3 separate regions of the Mus musculus genome follow, and regions 2 and 3 are each linked to region 1. A link is a loop called in an ENCODE intact Hi-C map of the cell type or tissue named here. Cell type or tissue: heart. All regions are shown on one strand.

What was found. A loop is a pair of places that touch in the nucleus more often than their neighbours do. Peaks named below come from ENCODE experiments on the same cell type or tissue, not always from the same donor. Only the 100,000 strongest peaks of a DNase experiment are listed, where the experiment ranks them.
Region 2: a loop joins it to region 1, with 9 times the contacts of the local background. A loop is called at or near these places in 2 of 42 quality-filtered maps.
Region 3: a loop joins it to region 1, with 4 times the contacts of the local background. A loop is called at or near these places in 8 of 42 quality-filtered maps.

What each region holds. Positions count from the first base shown.
Region 1 is chr16:32,245,107-32,250,106 of GRCm38, forward strand. It overlaps Fbxo45 (F-box protein 45), which reads right to left and starts at 1,919. Exons shown (of 3, transcript NM_173439.2): 1 at 1,388-1,919. The coding sequence starts at 1,705. Wdr53 (WD repeat domain 53) reads left to right here and starts at 2,121. Exons shown (of 3, transcript NM_001185162.1): 1 at 2,121-2,161. In heart, no CTCF peak of the experiment used is centred here; a DNase peak (open chromatin) is centred at 2,035; H3K4me3 peaks cover 3,110 bases; H3K27ac peaks cover 1,696 bases.
Region 2 is chr16:32,428,482-32,433,481 of GRCm38, forward strand. Tctex1d2 (Tctex1 domain containing 2) reads left to right here. Exons shown (of 5, transcript NM_025329.4): 5 at 275-618. The coding sequence ends at 322. Pcyt1a (phosphate cytidylyltransferase 1, choline, alpha isoform) reads left to right here and starts at 2,440. Exons shown (of 9, transcript NM_009981.4): 1 at 2,440-2,550. In heart, a CTCF peak has its summit at 2,274; a DNase peak (open chromatin) is centred at 2,400; H3K4me3 peaks cover 2,569 bases; H3K27ac peaks cover 2,030 bases.
Region 3 is chr16:32,111,789-32,116,788 of GRCm38, forward strand. No RefSeq gene overlaps it. Among named protein-coding and RNA genes, the nearest start is that of Cep19, 14 kb to the left of the region's middle. In heart, no CTCF peak of the experiment used is centred here; DNase peaks (open chromatin) are centred at 1,933, 2,283 and 3,703; H3K4me3 peaks cover 323 bases.

The DNA.
Region 1 (5,000 bases):
CAAATTTTTTTGCCAGGAGTGGTGGCACTTTTAGACTCAGAACTTGTGAGCTGAATATTGTGACCCTGTCTCAGAAAAAAAGAAAGACTATCTGATAATTGACATGTTCAACAGCAGTGTTCCTTCTCTTATCACACCAAAACTTGTTTTAATATAAAAGAATATACCAGTAGCTGTGACCCATCTTATAATCCCAGCACTCTGAAGGAACAGACAGAAAGTTGGCAAGTTGGAGACCATCCTGAACTACACATTGAGACCCTGTCTCCAAAAACAGACATAAGTGTATACACATATTTACAATAATACATGTATATTAAAAGAAATAGTGGATTTATTTCACATTTAAAAATGACTTAGACACTCACTGTCAATTTAGCATTAAAAAAAGAGTGTTTACCACATTCCAGGTCAGACTTTATCATCTCTCATTTTATACAGCCCTGGCTGTCCTAGAACTCACTAGGCAGACCAAGCTGGCCTTGAACTCAGAGATGCACCTGCCTGTGGCGTGCAGGGATTAAAGGAATGCACCATCACACCGGCTTCATATGCCTTTGATGACTGCTCTCCTGAAGAGCTACCATCTATCTATGTGAGCTTAACCCAAGGCCTTTTGTTTGTTTGTTTGGGCTGGAGAATACTTGGTCTTGCCATGACCTGTTTGTTAGCATTTTAATTTTGTTATGAAAGCACAAGAAGCGAGAACAACAACAACAACAAAACCAGCAAAACAGGAATCAACATATTAGATGCCAGAAGAGCCATCACCTGAGTAGAACTATGAAAAAGTTATCAATCACAGCAGGACAAGGCAGTGTGATGAGTTATATGGTGCCAATGAGAGGAAGTAATAGTAAAGTCTCTTTCTTACAAGTTAATTAGCAGGATGCCTAGTCTTATCATCACTTGGAATCGTGAAATATTGTGGCCCTAAGAGAACGTGGGTGAAAATAATGTTCTTGTTAATCAGAGCTAGGAAAAGGGGTAGTGAACGCAAAAGATCCCAGCAACTAGACCTATTTTAAAGCGACATCGACGAACTAATGCCTTAAGTCTACTTGGAGGCCAGAAAAAATACATGCTCATGAGTATCGGCTGGTGATCTGTCTTTAAGAGCAAAGACTGTCGAAAGTAGAAAGACTGCTGAAAATGAATGATGGGAAACCACCTAGTATTTTAAAAAGTGAGGTGGATTACGAAGCAGAACTTCAATCCAAAGAAAAGATCGTTATGGAGAGGAGGGGTGAGAGTGGTCCTGACTGGCTGAAGCCGTGGGAAGGCGGGATGCTGAGGTGAAACCTCTGACTCAAGCTTTGAAGATAAACCCCGAGAGCGGCGGGCGGGAGAGGAGCCGAGCTTCGACGTGGCCCCGGGATTCCCTCACCTTGGCCTTGTAGCTGGGCAGGTTGCAGAGGATGTCCGTGCGCAGAGCCTCTTCTGCTAGGCTGCGGGCGCACAGGCTCCGCCACACCTCGCTGTTCTCGTCGCCGTGGAGGCAGCGGTACCAGTGCTTGCAAACCAGGGCGCAGCTCCGCAGCTCGGACAGCTCCAGGTAGGAGAACACCAACTCCAGCACCCGGCTGGGCAACCGGCCGCCGACCCCGGAGGACCCCGAGCCCGCGCTGGCGCCGCCGCCGGCACCGGCGCCGCCACCACTAGCGCCGCCCGAGGCTGCCCCAGCCCCCGGGCCCGGCGCCGCCATCGCCTCACCAGCCGGCCCGAGGGCCGCCGCCGCCGCCGCTTCGCCCCGTCTCGGCGCGGGAGGCCAAGCCTCGCCTACAGCCGCGAGCGGCTCGCTCACCGCCCCTTTCAGCGCCAGCCGCTCGCGCCTCCACCGCTCCCGCCCCTGCCCCGGGGCGTCCGCTGCGCGCCCCGCCTCACTGAGGGCAGATGGCGCGAGCCGCTCGGGTTCCCGCCCCTCGGAGCCGCTCAGCGCGGGCGCCGGAACCGCCCGCCTCGCCCGGCCTGCCCGCGACGCGCCCCGGGATCCGCCATGCGAGTTGAGGGCAAGAAGCAAGGGCGCACGCCCAGCTCGCCCGCCGCGCCTCTCTGCCCGGAAGTGACTGTTCGGCAGAGGCGCCTCGCTCCCTAAAGCTTGATGGGATTGGATGCTGCGTGTGAGGTCATCGCTCGGCGCCACCGGGAACGGGAAGCCCAGGTATGAGGCTGTTGGCCAGCGGGGTTCGGATCTGTTCGCAAGTGCTTTTTTTCTGTTTTTCCTCTAATGGCCTTGACTCGGCTCTCCTTGGCCTCTCTTCCTACGGAGTTTCCCGTCTCACTTGGTTTCTGCTCCCTCTCTAACTTTGTTCACGACACTTCCCTTTTTTGCTAGCCAATTCTTAGATCCTTCACCTTCAGGTCGCTTGGATCAATTTCCTTTCCCTTTGCGCAGTTGAGGACCTCTTGTCGTGGTCAGGTTAGATCCATTTTATTATATTTTATTTTTTTTTACCTTGAGAAATTGACATCTTCTTTTCCTGGCTAGCGCCGTAGGGGACTCACCAGAACCCATTCTCAAAGTAAGGTGGCTAAACCTGAGCAACCCTCGTAAATACGCAGGTTTTATTATATTTGAGATTAAATAAACAAGTGTAGGTAATCTCAAAGTGTCATTTGAATACTAAGTGTCACAATCTTTTTGGACAAAATATAGTGTGTTCAGTAAAAAGTAGTAGTAAAAAGATTAAGAAAAACGTGTTGTTGTTGGGTTTTTTTGTTTTGTTTTGTTTGGTAATTTGTTAATCCCTAGAATGAGGTAAGGTGGAAACATAAAGATGATTTCCTGGGAGGAAAAGAACCTAGCATTATTTAGTTATGCTATTTTAAAGAGCATTTAGAAAAAGAATAATAGAGACTGGAGTGATGGCTGAGCAGTTAAGAGCACTTTCTGCTCTTGTAGAGGACCTAGGTTCGTTCCTAGCACCCATATGGGTGCTCAAGGCTTAACCTGAGTTGTAGCTTAAGTTCAAGGGGAGCCAAACCCTCTTCTGGCTTCGGGAATGACTGAGCTGTACACACATACATGCTATACACATAAAATAAAGTAAAAGAACTACAGTGTGAGCCAGGCATAGATGAGATCTTTTAATCTGACTTTTTTTTATATATAATTCTCAACGCAGCTCTATGAAGTGATTATTATAATAATAGGGCTCACAGACTCAGGCATCAAGTCCAGTGTCATGCAATTTTTATGTAGTAAACCTTGCCTGAGATCCACCTATGTGTAATTAACTTCCTGGTTTTTAGTAAAAACAAATGAACAGCAGCTGCTTCCCTACCCTGGTATAATTACATGCTTATGATTTGCTAATCCCTTCCTCAAGATGTCTTGCACCAAGTAACCCAAATTCTTGTCTGTTGTGGTCATGCTAATGCCACAGTCTTCTGGTTGTTTTGGTTGTCACTTAGTTTCTCCACATCAGGACTAACTTTAGTCCAAAGCTATGAAGGAGCGTTGACTCACACATTATAATAATGGCCTCTCTCTTCATGGCTCCTGAATGTTGAACCAAATTTTGTCTGAATGACAGTTACATTTCCTTTAAATTTTGTGGCTCTGAAAAGAAAGTAAAGAACTATAGAGAATGGTTAGATTGAAAGGCATAGGCAGAGCACCATGGTACAAAGAGTCTATAGCTCCAGCTACTTAGGAGCCTCAGGTGAGAGGATCACATGAGCCATGAGGCTGGGACCAAACTGGGCAAGAAGACAGATTCAGACAGTTTCTGATCACACTCGCTTTCTCCCCTATCCCCCAGGCTTGTACATATAGATAGTAGAAATTAATGAATAAAGGTATGGCTGAAAAAAACACTGAAAAAAAAACATAAAGGTAGAGATAATCCAGTTATCAAATACTTTATCCTTTATCTTACCTTTTTTTTTTTGCTCATTTTTTTTTGTTTTTTTTTTAAGATTTATTTAATTACTTATTTATTATATGTAAGTACACTGTAGCTGTCTTCAGAAACCCCAGAAGAGGGCATCAGATCTCATGGATGGTTGTGAGCCACCATGTGGTTGTGGGATTTGAACTCAGGACCTCTGGAAGAGCAGTCAGTGCTCTTAACCGCTGAGCCATTCTCCAGCCCCTATCTTGCCTTTCTTAAGACAAGTCTCTGAAATATCTAGTGATATCATTCTGCGATCTCTGTTTTGGTTTGGGGGGTGGGGTGGGGTGCTTGTTTTTCAAGACTGGATTTTTCTGTGTAGCCCTAAGTCACTTGGACCTTGATATGTAGACTAGGCTGATCTTGAACTCACAAATATCCGCCTGCCTCTGTCTCCTGAGAGCTAGGATTAAAAGGCATGCCCCACTGCCTAGCTTCATTCTGTTATGTGTTTACCCCAGTTATTCCCATAACTTATTGGCATGTCATCACCCAGCTAGAGTCAGGACAGTTTCAAGGTAGAATTCTAGATAGCCTTTGTCACTCTCTTGCTATGAACCTGCTTTTCATGAACCTCACCTTGCCCTTCCCCCCCACGGGAATTATCCATTCCACCTGCTCAGAACTGTCGCCTGTGGCATTCCACCCTTTAAAAAATGCTCTTAACATACACTGCTTTGCTCTTAAGCACTCCATGATCTCATTAGGAGTTGGAGGAAATGAATCTATTATCTAATTAAACTAATTCATAGTAGGATATGAGTAATTCTGTGTTTGACCCTTTAGGCAACTATACAGGAAAAGACAAGCTTAGTGACCTGGTAGATGAGGGAGGTAATGTTGGCATCAACACATTTATACTAGGCTGTTTGGTCCCAGTGTAGAAAATCAAGAACAGCGGCTTGCAAACAAGGAATTTCTAAGTTGTTCTGACTTAGCACATATTTAAGTACCTTTCCCCCACTCTGCCATAGCACTCTGTTTGATATCCCCTCCCCTTTTACCCTGAGGGTCTCATATGTAGCCCAGAGTGGCCCAGAACTTGAAATCTTTCTGCCCCAGCCTCCCAAGTGCTAGTATTACAGGAGTGCACATGTTTAACAC
Region 2 (5,000 bases), 180 kb after region 1:
CTGTATGGGCTCAGGACCTAACTGAAACCCTGAGCAAAGTAAGTTGGCAGGATATAGAGGGTCACACCTGCAATCCCTACACGTGGGAGGCTGAGGCAGGAAGACCATTCCAAGTTTGAAGCCTTTTGTGTTACATAGCTAGATTCCCTGAAGACAAAGGGAAAAAAGAAAATTGACAAGGATCTAGTGTGTGTCAGTTTCAGTGGCCAGCTTGGCCTACTTTCTCATTAGCACTAACCCTGCGGATTTCTGTTTTCTGTCTTTTTCATTGTAGGACAGCTTATTCTGTGTGGTGGCAGCATTTGGGTGTTTCTACTATTGAATCGTTGGGAAGTGTGACTTCAAGGAACCTTAACTTTTTTATATTGTTAAATTTCCTGACCAAATAAAAACAAGTTGGCACTTTGGTACCTAAAATCTGTTAAGTTGTATATGTTTAAATGGCTTGATTTTATTATGTTATCTCTGCCCTTTCTACATTTGGAAAATATAGAGAAAAAGGGGAAAATTCATTTTAATATGTCAGATGACTAGATACTTGGGTATATTTTCTATTCATTGTTCCTTATAAGATGTAAAAAAATATTTATAAAATAAATTGTGTGTTTTCACCCCTTATGTCATGAATAGTTTTTATGACTTTCATAATAGCTGCATTTATATCATTAGGTTATACCATTTGAATTTTGACCTTTCCTTATCAAGGGGCTAATTTCAAATTTTGCACCATTATAAAAACTTACTTTCTTTGTACTGTTGCTTTCGTTTCTTCTGGCCTGTTATTTGTGCTCAGCTATTGGCTGACTACCCTATGGTTTACACAGCTCACTGCTTAAAGGTATATCCCTTTTGTTTAGTGACAGGGTCTGAGAAATTTCAAGTGTACATGAAAGTAGAGCAAGGAGTTTCAGCCAGGTGGTGCTGTCACACGCCTTTAATCCCAGCACCCAAGAGGCAGAAGCAGGTGGATCTCTGTGAATTATACATTAGCCTGCTCTATACAGAGACACCCTGTCTAGAAAATAACCACCACCATAAAAAGATTCCTAGGTTTCTATGTTAGCTACAGTCTAAACTACTACCTTTGTGATGCCCATCTTCCCCAGAGAGGCCCTTGGTGTCTCCTCCAGCTACGAAGTCCTTTTTTGGGGGCATTTTATCTGCCAAGTCCAAATACCTATTTGAACTTAAGTGTGTGTGCTAGCTTTTAATCATTTTTCTCCTTAGAAGCACCTCAGCAGATGCACAAGTTCACCCATCCTCTTTCCTCTCAGTTATCTTCAAGTAAAAAATGCAAACAAATACATAAAAGTCTACCCCCACCCCCCCCATCTTTCTCCTGTAGAGTTTTCTTCCCACTTGCCTTACAGCTACAGAATTGCACAGGGTGTGGCGGCTAATGACCGCACTCTAGAGTCTGAGGCAGGAGGTCCACTGCAAATTCAAGGCCGGCATGGGACAAATAGTAAGGTCCAGGCCAGTCTCGGCAACAGTAAAGGCCATGTCTGATAGTTACTTTTAATTCCCCTCAAAAAGTCTGGAGAGAGAGTTCAGTGGTTAAGAGTTAAAAGCACTTACTGTTCAATTAAGACTAGAATTAGCCCGGCAGTGGTGGTGCACGCCTTTAATCCCAGCACTGGGGAGGCACAGGCAGGTGGATTTCTGAGTTCGAGGCCAGCCTGGTCTACAGAGTGAGTTCCAGGACAGCCAGGGCTACACAGAGAAACCCTGTCTCGAAAAAACGAAAAAAAAAAAAACAAAAAACAAAAAACAAAAAACCAAAAAACCAAAAAAAACAAAACCCACTAGAGTTCAGGTCCCAGCACCCAGGTATTCACAAAGGCCCGTTAACTCTAGCTCCAAGACATGTCACCCCATTTATGGCCTCCGTGGACACACAAAATCTTAGAAGTGTGTTGTGTGTGTGTGTGTGTGGGGGGGGGGGACTCGGCCAAACAAAATCCCCCAAAAGCTCACCGTAGGAAGTTCGTTCCCTAGACTACAGCCTCCTTGTCTGTGCATTTTTGCCCTCGCCTCTACTCCTGCTCCACTACTTCCCGGGTCGATTTCTAGGCTCGTTTTCTGATGAGTCAACCCAGGTCCGAATAACTGGCAGACAGAGGATGAGCTCAGACCCGAGCTCGCCTGACCGAGCCGGCGGGCTCGAAGTCCTCGGGGAGGTCGGACATCGGAGCCCCAGCCCTGCGGAGAAGGCGAGGGGCAGCGGGCGCAGGGGACGCCGGGAGACCGGCGGCAGGAGGCGCCACACATCCGGAATTCCGAGCCCGCCGACCCCGCGCCTGCCTCCAGCGCTTCGGCTCAGTCACCCCACGCGCCCGGCCCCTCTGGAAGCGGAACTACTCTGTCAGGTTGTGGTTTTCAGGAATGCGGAGGTGGCATTGACAAGAGGGCGGGCGGGAGGCGGGACTTCCGGTCCGCAGTCCGGTCAGATGTTTCCCGGGCGTCTCCCCGCAACCCATTTGACTTCGCTAGTCGGTGACGCGGCGCGGGGAAGGGATCCGAGGGGGACCGGAGCCTGGAGGAGTTGAGGTAAGGAAACTCCGGGTAGTGGGTGCTTTGCGAGGACAAAGGCGGGCTGGGAGCGTGAGGGGGCTGCGACTGAAGAGTGGGCCAGTGACAGCTAGGGAAAGTGTGAAGCAGGAGGCTACTGTGACCGAGGTACAATGACAGCCAAGAGGACTGTGACCCAGGGGTGGCCGCTTGTGAGGGGTCTGTGACCCCCGGAGCAGTAAATGCGAGGGACTCTGACCTCGGAGAGCACGAGGCAGAGGCTGCGACGGGACCATGACCGAGTAAGTATGCAGCAGTGACTACCCGGGGACTGACTGATCGATGGATAGTGACTGAGGGGATTGATCCGAGGGACCATGAAGCAGCGGCTGCGAGGGCGCGCTCACCGACAAGCAGCGACTTTGAGGGCTGACTTGGAGGAGAATGTAAGATCAGGAATTGGGGGTGGTGCTTTGCACTTGTGTTTGTGTACAAAGTGTGAGTGAATGAGCGAGGGACCCACCCGGCACAGGTCTTACGAAGAAACCGCACTGGTGTGAGACCAGACCAGAGTTTGAATTTTACGGGCAAACTTCCGTGGGTGAGAAACTTAGTTCACCACTGAGCTAGTGTCTTCGTCAGTAAGCGGAAAGTTCAGAGTTGGATTATGCCACCCAACTCTGAGTCCCAGTTTACTATTGGGCTGTGAAGACAGTTTAGTTGGATGGCAACTAACTAAATACAGACAACTGGTCTACAATAGAAATCCCCGCTGTGTTCACATAGTAAGGATTTATAAAATAGGTTTCAGGTGTGTTTGCAATGATGCTATAAAGTTAGCTTCCTACATCTTACTACGTATGCAGTAAACGAGCTAAAGTTTGAAAACTGGGTGTGGTGATACACAACTAGAATTCAGACACCCAGGAGGCTGAGACAAGTATTTTCAGTTGGGCTTAAAAATTTTGGTGGACTTAAAGTGTTTTGGTTTTGTTTCTTTGCTCTTGCTTGTGAGTTTGTTTCTTCAAGTCAAGGTGTCTCTATGTAGCCCTGGTTGTCCTGGAACTCCCTCTGTAGACCGGGCTGGCCTTGAACTCAGAGATCTGCCTATTTCTGCCTCACCAGTGCTGGCTCTGAGGCATTAATACAGGATCTCACTATGTATAGCCACTGACCTGGAACCATCTAGACCAGGGTGGCCTTGAACTCACAGAGACTCCTGGCCTCTGCCTCAAGATTAAAGGTGCATGCCACCATGTCTAGCTTTTTGCTGTTGTTGCTTTTTTAGTTTGAGAAGTAGTGGGTTTGGATTATTTGAGGTTTTTCTTTCTGTAATGATTCTATGATTAAGGAACTGCAGAGAAGTAAGTGTAGAGTGAGTTAGGAACTGGGACCTGTGCTGGCCACAGGCTCCAACAGATGGCCTTAACTGGAGAAAGCTATTTGACCGTAATCAAGATAGCTAGTTATGATTGAGGACTAAAACACAATTTTTGTTGGGAGAGCCAAAAGCTATATTGAAATAGGGATGGTGATAGTTATAGAAGCAATAAGGATATAGGCGTTTGTTGTGGAGAAACTGCCAGGAATAGGCATTGAGGAAGGAGAAACTTTGAGGATAACACAGTTTAAGAGCAAAACTGCAAACCCAGAAAACAGTTTGCTAAGAATAAAATAGAAGTAGGGAGAGATAGATCTTCATATTCTATTCAATCTTTATGGTTGGAGAGTCTACAAGTAAATAGGATTGCTATTAAAAAGGTATTGGGTCAGGTGTGGTACCAAATGTCTTTTATTCCAGCACTTGGGAGGTACAGATAGGGATATCTCTGAGCTCAAGGCCAGCCTCAACTGCAAGTGGAGTATCAGGACAGCCAGGATTGCATAGAAAGACTTTGTCTAAAAAAAATTAAAAAAAAAAAGATACTGGGATAGGGCATGGTAGAACATACCTTTAAAGACCAGCCTGCTCTCCATAGTAAGCTTCAGGACAGTCAGGAGAGAGAGAGAGAGAGAGAGAGAGAGAGAGAGAGAGAGAGAGAGAGAGAGAGAGAGAGAGAGAGAATGAATGAGAATGAATATCTCAAAACAAAACAATGGTAACAGGAATTTGAAAGCTAGCTGTGGTTGTATATATCCTATCATTTGAGAAGTTGAGGCTGGAGGATGGTGAATCCTAGGTTAGCCTGGGCTGTTTTAACTTCACTACAGTGTATTAATCTGGTTACCTACCTAATAGCCACCCTTCTCACTGTACACTTTACAATAGGGAATGAAGAGTCAGAAAGGTTCTTAAGTGGAAATTGCTGAGGGTTTGGAGGACTATTCTGGCCTGACCAGTTACACCTTTAGGACTAATGCTTATGTACTTGACACATATTTTACACAACCAGAAGGAACTAGAAGAGAACCTGCTTCAACTTCACTTCTCTAGGGAATTGGCTAGTTTTTCGCTTGTGCTTGTTTGTTTTTGTTTTTAATTTGGGGTT
Region 3 (5,000 bases), 130 kb before region 1:
GGAGCTGGAGCCGGAGCAAGAGGAAAAGAGAAAGGAAGAAAATTATGTTCAAACCAAGCTTGGAGGTGCATGCTTGTAATCCCAGCACTCAGGAGGCAGAGGCAAGTGGATCTCTGAGTTCAAAGACAACCAGGACTACACAGAGAAACCTGTCTCAAAAAAAAAAACCAGAAAAACAAACAAACAAACAGCAACAACAAAACCCCCCAAAATGTATGCTCAATAGCTTCCCAACTTTTTATCCTTGGAGTTCTTTCCCTCCTCTGACTTCATTTTATTCTCAAGGCTGAAAATCTGTCATCCCATAGGGAAGGGCCCAACAGTTCTTCTTTCCCATCTTACAAATCCTAGGCCTTTGCCTGTCTGCTGCCAAGCCTGGCACCTTCTCCTGTAACACTACAGGCTCTGGCCTCAGCATCACATCCACATCTGTATGATTGGTCATCCCTGAGGAAAAACCAACCAACCAAACAAACAAACAAAAAAACCTCCTGAATTAATAGAATACTCATCAGCTCTTGCACGGGTAACAGCTTTATTTTTTATTTATTTATTTATTTATTTATTTTTCAAGATAGGGTTTCTCTGTATAGCCCTGGCTGTCCTGGAGCTCACTTTGTAGACCAGGCTGGCCTCAAACTCAGAAATCTGCCTGCCTCTGCCTCCCGAGTGCTGGGATTAAAGGCGTGTGCCACCACACCCGGCTCAGTTGTATTTTTAATAAAGATAAAATTAATTAATTTAATTAAATTAATTTAATTAAATATTTAATTAAAAGTGGGGATGGAGAAGAACATCAGAAGACCACTCTCAGGTCTCTCCTCCCTCCAGGCAGATTCATGAATCATACTGGAATCAGCTTGGCAGTTGGTCCCCTGTCCACCAAGTCATCTCTCTGGGGCTTGCCCAGTGCAGAGAGTGGGAGAGGCATTATCAACCCGTCTCACACCTTCTCAGACTTCTGAGTACAAAACAGACTGCTTTCTCAAGACAAGACCTTCAAGCCTCTAACTCAAGCTAGTGGATTGCAATCTTGAGGATGGTCAGACTCGTCATCACAGCACAGATAGATCCCTGTCTCAGGGATTCGGATTCATGAGCCAAGGGGTAGGACTGAGACTCTGCTAACAGTCCTTCCCCCCTCCCCCCGCACCACACCCTCTGCCCCCCACCACCACACACACACACACACACACACACACACACACACCCCAACCACTGTGCTAGGCTTTTGTTCTTCAGTTTTGGAAACCCACAATCCATCATTCTGTTAACTCCACCACAATCCCACTGTGGCTCTCTGAAACACTCATAATAACGTAATTCTATCAGATCCAACCTTCCATTCAAACCGTCCCACAGTCACAACCCTTGGACATCGTGGCTCCCAGGTTCACCTTTATGCAGGCACTAAGCATGTAGAAGGCATTGTCACTAGAGATTCCACAGAAGGAAGGACTGATGTAGGCTAAAGCAACCGAGACACTTTAAGATGGAGACCGGGTTGAGCCAGGAGGTGGTGGTGCACGCCTTTAATTCTAGCTCTTGGGAGGCAGTGCCGTCTACAGAATGAATTCTAGGACAGCCAGGGCTGCACAGAGAAACCCTGACTAGGTTCCGGTTTATTCTCAAAGGTAAATTTATCTATTTAGAATGCAGAGGAATGAGCAGTGTTGATACCAAGAATCATGTAACCCCAGAAAACTGGAGGATACACTGGGCCAGTAATGCAGTGGTAAATGATTCCATGGGAGGGGCCTGTCTGCTGCCAGAAGCATTAGTACAACCAAGCAGCACTTAGGCCTGAGTACTACTGGGTGAGGCAGAGTGCGGCCATCCGGGAAATGGGTGTGTTTACTTAGGACTGGGGCAGATTAATCTACTTCTTCTTTCTGTGGAAAAAATTGCTCTCTCCTGCAAGGCGCGGCAAGAACTGAAACCAGGAGGAAGCTTTGCTCAATAGGAAGTGAGCTCCAATTCTAAAATGGGGAAGCACTGCGTTCCTCCAGCGAGACGATCCTGAGCTGAAAAGGAGTGAGAAGCGGACTCGGACGGCTGGGGGCCCCTGGAAACAACCCACGTGGCCGCCAGGAAGACATCGCGAAATCAATGGTGGAGCATCTGCGCTGTGGCATACTGGATTAGATTCCTCTCTATTCCTTCCATGAGGTGTCCTTACAAAAACAACTAAGGGGTTCGTTTATTCTAGCTCACAACCTCAGACTACACTACAGTCCCTGGAGGTTCCGGTGGCAGAGGCTTCCAAGAGCTGGTCACATGACAACCAGAACAAGTGTACCCACGTACGCGTCTCAGCCCAGTCTTTACTGTCTGGCGCCCAGCCCAGGAAACTGTGCCGCCCACATTGGAAGGGAGTCTTTCCACCTCTATTGAGATTTCTGAGTTCGAGGCCAGCCTGATCTACAAAGTGAGTTCCAGGACAGCCAGGGCTACACAGAGAAACCCTGTCTCGAAAAAAAAAAAACAAAAACAAAACAAAAAAAAAAAAAAAGAAAGAAAGAAAGAATGAAAAAAGAAAAGAAAATTCCTCAGACATGCTTGAGGGCCAACTTAATGTAGGCAGCTCCGCCTTCAGACTCCCTTCCTAGGCGATTCTAGATTGGGTCAAATTGACGAATAAAACTAACCATCATACATAGCGGTGGTGGCACACGCCTTTAATCCCAGCACTCGGAAAGATGAGGCAGGCAGGTCTCAATGAGTTCGAGGTCAGCCTAGTGTACAGAGTGAATCCCAGGGCAGCCAGGGATACACAGAGAAACCCTGTCTTGAAAACAAAGACTAACCATCACATACGACCTGGATACCCTAGCAAAAAAAGGGGGGGGGGGGAGCCAGAACCTTCGGGATGGGATCCAGGGCTAACTGCGAAAGCAACTTGCAGACTGACAGCAGATTCTAAACCCTTCCCATCACCTACCATACACGCAAGTCCCAGGACTGCAGCCAGCTGCAGAGGGACTGTGCTAGAGTAGGGCTTCACCATTTAAATGCGAAGACTTGGCTCCCGCTCTTTCGGTTTACCTAAATCCCATCTCCAGACTCTTTGTGTTACTTCTGTCCCTCCCTCATTTACCTCCCTCTCCCATTCCCATATACAAGTCCAATACTGGGCTTTTAAAAGAAGAGAAATGCCCTGCCAACGGGGTTGGAGTTGTAATGCCCTTCCCCTGAGCCTAATTCTTCAAGCTCCTTTCCACCTAACATGGTTGGAGGAACTTCCAAAACCCAACTGCTTTTCCCCTTAATTAAACCCAAATAATCAATTTACAGCTTTGTTCAATCTTGAATTCTTTTCCTGTCCCTTCACTTGCCCATGCCCCCGTAGGCCCGCTCATATAAATTGCTGTTGGCTGGATTCCGTACCTCTCCCAAGGCTTGGACTTTGATCATATCCCCTAATGACAGGAAGACATGGATATGTTCCACATTTCAAGTTCACTAAAGCATCAAAAATAAAAAATAAAACAGAGGAACTGCAATTCCTGTGAGTAGGTGGACGGCTTCTGACACTTCCTCCTGGGTGTAGTGGACACTGATGGACAGGAAGCACCGGGGAAGAAAGAAAATTAACCATTTATTTCGTGGTTTTCTTTTCAAGGTTTCCACATATTATCTCCCCCCAACCCCCTAGCGCGAGCACCTCCCGCCTTGTCCATGCAGTTCTGAGCATTGCCACCAGGGGGCAGGAGTGTTCCGGTGACTCTATGTCTTAACTGGCCAGGTTTGGGCTTTAAAATACAGAAGGAGATTTAGCATTTGGTGAACGTCGGACGCGGGGCTAATCCGTGAAGAGTCTTTAGAGATCACTGGAATTTATAACTTATTTCTCCAGTTTCTTCAAACCCCTCTTATTAAAAGCAAGAGTGCATTAAGAAAACATCAGATGTTCCTGCAACTCTCTTTCCTGTTTTATTTCATTTACTTTTTATTTATGTGTGTGTGTGTGTGTGTGTGTGTGTGTGTGTGTGAGGTACTTCCAGAGGACATAAAATCACCTGGAACTGGAGTTACAGGTAGTTGTGAACTGACAGATATGGGCACTGGGAACTCAACCCAGTCCTCTGTAATAGCAACAAGTGCTCTTACCCATTGAGCCATCTCTCTAGCTCTCCACTGTACTCTCCACTTTTAGAGAGTCCTGTGTACCCCGAGCTGCCCTCAACCTCACTTTGTAGCTAAAAATAACCTTCACCTTCTGATCTTCCCGTCGCCCTCTTTCCTGCAGGGATTGCAAGCGTGCAACACCTGTAAGAATAGTTTTATTTGGTGCTGGGATGGAGCCCAGGGCTTCAGGAACGCTAGGCAAGTACCCTACCGAGGGAGCCACATCCCAGCCAAGGTTTTATCATTTCCAGTACTACCTGCCTGTAGTGATTATCAAAGAGGAAGGCTTAGCCATGTCTACTATCCTTGCCATTATGTCTCCCATTGAGTAATCATTTTCATGGTGGTGTTTGTGTTGTTACAACTTTCTTCTAAAACACCACGAGAATCCACCGGCTGTAGGTGGGTGTGGTGCATTCCTTAGATTAGATCTCGACACTGAGCTAGCAAGATGCCCTAAACCAGTCAGTGTGCTCGCTCTAGGAGTGGTTAGCCAGGCAGGTCACCACATGCTTCAGAGAGCTCTGGGACCAGCAAGGTGGATGTGAGAGATTTTTCACTGGGGAAGGTGGTAGTGTCTAAGATGTGTGCCTTCTCTGGAAATACTGAAGACCATGCCCTGCCAAGCAGGGTCACAATCCCGTTACCCACAGGCTGTAGACTGAATAGCATTCAAGCCTGTTCTAAATGGTCCTGCAATTCACTGCTGGCTCAGAAAGACTTTTGTCTTGGCCTTAATTAGGACTTGATAGAATGACAACCTCCTCCTCATGGAAGAATGGGGGTGGGGAGGGACGACAAGGGAGGCAGTGCCTGGAAGGACAGATGCCTGAGGCTTCATAAGTCCACAAAACATATCTTATGGTAATTTT